2 separate regions of the Homo sapiens genome follow, and region 1 is linked to region 2. A link is a loop called in an ENCODE intact Hi-C map of the cell type or tissue named here. Cell type or tissue: PC-3. All regions are shown on one strand.

Region 1 (2,500 bases), 90 kb after region 2:
GTGTTTGCTTCTGGTGACAGTAAAATTTTATTTATAAAATACAATTACTGGCCAGGCTCGCTGGCTTATGCCTATAATGCTAACACTTTGGAAGGCCAAGGCAGGGGGATCACCTGAGGTCAGAAGTTTGAGACCATCCTGGCCAACGCGGTGAAACCCCGTCTCTACTAAAAATGCAAAAAATAGCTGGGCATGGTGGCACACACTTGTAGTCCCAACTACTCAGGAGGCTGAGGCAGGAGAATCGCTTGAACCCGGGAGGCGGAGGTTGCAGTGGGCCAAGATCGCGCCACTGAACTTCAGCCTGGCAACAGAACAAGACTCTGTCTCAAAAAAAAAAAAGGCAATTACTTAACTAAAAGCTTTAGGATGGTTAAACAAACAAACCAACCCTTCTGCTGAACATTTGAGTTTCACTGATTATGATGGGAGGTTCAAATATATGATTACTTCATATACGGATATGAAAAAGGTCTGATAGGCAGTTTTCAATTAGAGTTATTGTTCTGTTTCCATATTAATAGAAACCAATTAGTTATTATGAACAGATTGGGTATTTAGCTCAGGTACAACATAAAATGCAAGACTAAAAAGAAAAACGAACATACAGTATTCTTTTTTTCTGTGTTGCTATGAGGTTTAATATATTTAATATATACTTTTTGTATGGTCCATTGGGGCAAGGGATTTCCTGGCATTGAAAATTTACTCAAAATATCTGTGGTTAAGTTATCATAACGAATATTACTAATGTCTAATTCATTAAGACCAACAAGCCAGCATCTTACATGATGTTTGGTACTTAGTAGGTATTTGAGACTATACTCAGTTTTTTGCAAAAACTGTCTAGCTCTTGTTTGCCTACAAATAACATTGACAATACAGTTCATTTCTAATGTAGGAGAAACTTCATTTTGGAGCCTTGCCCCTCAAACCTGGTCCTGATTACTGCTTCAACTCCTGTTTATATAATTCTACACAATTTTGGCAGGATTCAAGAGCACATACCAGGGTGTTGGCTTTTATGAATCTCCTGGGATGTGAATGTCACGCTGACTGGATGAACCCTGGCCACAAATCCCAGACAAGCACAATGATTCTATTTATTCAGACTTGGCTGCCTGAATGCAGATTGACTCTGTGGGTAATAAATTTTCACAGGCCAAGAGCGTCAGGATCAACCAAGCTGATCCTGAGAAGAAAAATGCAACTAAGGAAGTAGAGTTGGGCTGCAAAAACCTCCTATGTTTTTATTCCATGTCTGCATATCATTCAGCTAATTCATTTAGTTACTGATTGACATGTACTGTCAATGCTTTCAGACATTTTAAAAGCTCTGCTTTGTGTTATGCAATTGTCATATTAAAAAGAAACAAGGGAAAAAATGAAGAGCTTCCATTACAATTGGCAATCTGCTTTTAAGAGTACACCCAAAACTGATGTGAGTCATCCAGTAATCTCTGTGGTAAAGAGCACAGAATTGAGATGGGAATGTTTCTTGTGCTGCTCCATAGGAAACCAAAGGAAACAGCAATAAGAACTGCAATTTTGTGCTCAGAGCAACCTCACCTACAATCTTGGTATCTTGATGAAGCAAGGCTTTACATTATTTCTAAGAGACACGACTATTACTCTATGCATTATAAATAAGAAAATAATTGGCTCTTTAATTTGCAGATTTATGTTAATGATCTAGATATCTATTAAATTAATTGCATGCTCTCCAAATATTGATTGGGGATTAAAAGGCAGCTTTTCATTGTGCAAGAAGTAAATTAACGCCAATGGGGAAATTTCCCTCTACAGATTAGATCCAATGATTGTTGTCTGTAAAATTAAAATAGTCAGTTAAAGGGGATAAACCATGTTCATTTAAAGAGAAAAATGTGGCAACAGAGTTAAAATAAAAAGACTGCCCAATATGTTTGGATAACGTAATTACTGGAAGCTGCAGGCATGTACATAGCCATTCAATTTAGATCCCTGGTCCCTTCCTCTCCCTAAGCTATGTATTTGTCATCTCCGAAACACTTGTCTGCAGTTGACACTATCTCAGCTGCTCCTTGCTGAAAGTCTTAATCATGTGTCCCTGTCCTCATGCCTTAGCTATAGTAATGCCATCTACTTATTTGCTTGTGTCCAACCTCCCAAGCTTACCCTGACTTGAGAGGCAGAGCTCATCTTTTTGCCAAATGGGAAGACATGCAATATAATTAATCAGTCCCTTCCTAATCTATTAAATTTTTTTAATACTTACTGTCTTAAGTCTTCTAATTCCTTCACATTGTTTCACAAAAACATTGGTCTTTGGAATTGTTAAAACCAACAGTTACAGAAAGGAGATCAAACAAATTACTCCAGGTATCACATACCTTTCATTTACTCAGATTAAATAAGAAAGCTGATTCTCAGATATTTTGTGCTATTTCCAGTTGGAACCTCATCCAGTGTGAAAATCATAGGTGCAACCATAAGGCTATGCTTCCATTTCATTTATGTT
Region 2 (2,500 bases):
CTACTTCAAATGCATTTCATTAAAGGATTATCTTGGTAATAAGCTATGGTATCTTAGTTTCCACCAGCCTTCTAAGTTACCCTTATGGATGGCAGTGGCTCACAATTCCTAATATAAGCTCCTTAATCAATATTGTTTTCATCTGCAGCATAGGGGCATATTTTTAAATCCTGATATGGAGGCTGAGTCACAGACTCTCACCATAGCACATGTGGGTAAGTAACACACCTAATTTTCTGACCGTATCAGAGCAGCTATAATCAGAGCAGTAACCTGAGATGCTAATAGCATAGGTACCATCTGGAGGCCACTTAACGAACACATTTGTTAGAACTCTCATCTTTGCATAGAATGGAGGGCTCACTATAATGAGTCACTGAAGATTGCCTGATGATTGGCCCATTTTCTCCTTTCGAGTGATTTCTAGTGCTGTACTTCCAGAGCAGATCATTATAAAGCCAGCAGGACCAATGGGATGTCACCCAGTGTCCAGCCTTGCCACGAATCACAAAGGCATCCCTTCTGACAGCAATACACAAGTCAGTAGGAAAAGTAAAATTGCTTGTCACCATTGTGACAGTTATAGAATATAATACAGCAAAGGTACTAAAATGAGATCTTATCTGAGTGTTCAAATAGATTTTCCATCTAATCTTCTATTTTTTTTTTAACATGGAAAACCTAGAGTTTTCATTTTTCATTTGTGTAATAAAATTCTTCCCATTGTTTCCCACAGTGATGGTATTTTATGATGACACATGAGCAAACCTAATAAAAGTTTAATTAAACACCATAAATGGAACTAACTGTGAATCATGGGCTCTTCAGAAACGGGGCTTGAGTGATCTGAAAGCCAGAGCTTAGCTGCATGCATCTTCATTATGAGAGCTCTCTCCAACAAAAGCATTCTGAGCACTTGATCCAAATAGAATGTTTTCTTTTCTTCTCTTCCCCCTCCCACCACCCCCCCCCCCCCACCTAGAAACACACGGTCTTGGTTCTCAGCAGCATCAGGGTTTGAGCTACCCCCATATTTCTTCTGGCATGGGAATATTAAAGCAACCTTGCTTTTTGTTCTCCTTTGTGGCCGGGATAGAGTTGAATGGTCTCCCACGGAGAGCCTGGCAGACTCCTTTCTGTAATTCCTACCTCTGTGAAATGCCGCCCTCAGTAGAGCCAGCCTGTTTTGTGAAAACTGGCAGGGATGAGAGCTCAATGTGTTTGAACAACAAGTTCCTCGGCGCGGCAGAAATTGGATGATTTTCTTAGGGAAGTTGAAATCCAAATCAGACAAATAGGCAACTGCATACCAAATGAATTCATCATCTGCTATCCGATATGTCAGCTTGTCATCTGATAAGCCCCAGAGGTGTTAATATGTCCCAAGCTTTGAGGAGAATGCATAAGAAATTAAGTAATTATTTTTAATACACAGAGTCAGTGAAGACTATGGATGAGGGCACTTCAGAGTCAGCCACTCCAGGATGCTGGCACTGCCTTTATAGGCACTTCCCCACAGATCCAGGTAGATTGCATTTGGGTAGCAAGGATTCAAACACAGCTTTTATTTCCACAACTTTGATGTCGGCTGGGGCTCAGAGTCCCTGGAACCGGGCTTCTCCCAGGCACAAGCGGTCATTCACTGTTTCTTCAGGCCACAGGACTGCTTCCCTCTCAGCCGGCCACAGAAGGCAGGGTTTGCTCTGCAGGACGCTCAGGCTAAGTGGGGCGGGTGTTGAATCAAAAGTAACTTTCTGTTGAAATGGGAAATTATCAATCTGATGGTTGTTTTTCTCTGAGTGTGACATTTAAAATAATCTTACAAAACCCTAAAGATGATTGGACAGCTGAGATTTCAATCCAGGAGATCTGAATGTCCTTGTCTCCGCACCCTGTCCCCCGCACCCCTTTGCAAATCCTACTTCATTTCTTTCTCTCTCTCTCTCACTCACTCTTACTCTCTCACTCTGTTTTGGTTAGAACAAAAGAAGCTCCTGGCCTTGAGACAGGGATTTCATAATGGGAGAAATTCCATATGAAGACCAATAAAGGCTTAATGATTAATCAGGAAAACAAAAAGGTAGGGTCCCTGCTTTGAAAGGACTAGGAGAGGAGACCCTCAAGAGAACATGCCCACTGCAAGCCCCTGGTGGGGGAGCGCCTTCCCAGCTGCAATTTCGCCTACTCAAGGATCTTAATTGGTGTCCTTTGACTAAATCATGCTGCTAGGGATTCAACCTTTTACAATATGCGAGTATTCCCATCCTCTATAAAATTAAAATCCTTTAGCTCTGAGACTGCTGTGCAAGTACATTACAAATGTCAAGTCCCTCTTCCTTCCTCCCGGCCACATTTCACATGCCATGGCCTTCAGCGCCTGGCGTCTATAGTCAGTCTTTCCTCACTGTCGGGAGGTTCAGGTAGCCGGGCTCCTGTTACGGGCACCATGGGGACAGAAGGGACGTTTGGTGGTTTGGCTGAATGTGCTGATTGTGACTGA

What was found. Hi-C counts contacts between places; a loop is a spot of excess contacts. Peaks named below come from ENCODE experiments on the same cell type or tissue, not always from the same donor. Only the 100,000 strongest peaks of a DNase experiment are listed, where the experiment ranks them.
Region 1: it touches region 2 in a loop (3-fold over the local background); 1 of 110 quality-filtered maps calls a loop at or near these places.

Annotation. Positions count from the first base shown.
Region 1 is chr2:99,661,809-99,664,308 of GRCh38, forward strand. The region is part of intron 12 of AFF3 (ALF transcription elongation factor 3); the gene reads right to left. LOC124906051 (a long non-coding RNA gene) reads left to right here. Exons shown (of 3, transcript XR_007087155.1): 3 at 1-8. Among named protein-coding and RNA genes, the nearest start is that of REV1, 170 kb to the left of the region's middle. In PC-3, no CTCF peak of the experiment used is centred here; DNase peaks (open chromatin) are centred at 1,083 and 1,463; H3K4me3 peaks cover 743 bases; H3K27ac peaks cover 2,222 bases.
Region 2 is chr2:99,571,331-99,573,830 of GRCh38, forward strand. The region is part of intron 18 of AFF3 (ALF transcription elongation factor 3); the gene reads right to left. Among named protein-coding and RNA genes, the nearest start is that of REV1, 83 kb to the left of the region's middle. RefSeq lists an enhancer at 882-1,383. In PC-3, no CTCF peak of the experiment used is centred here; no DNase peak of the experiment used is centred here.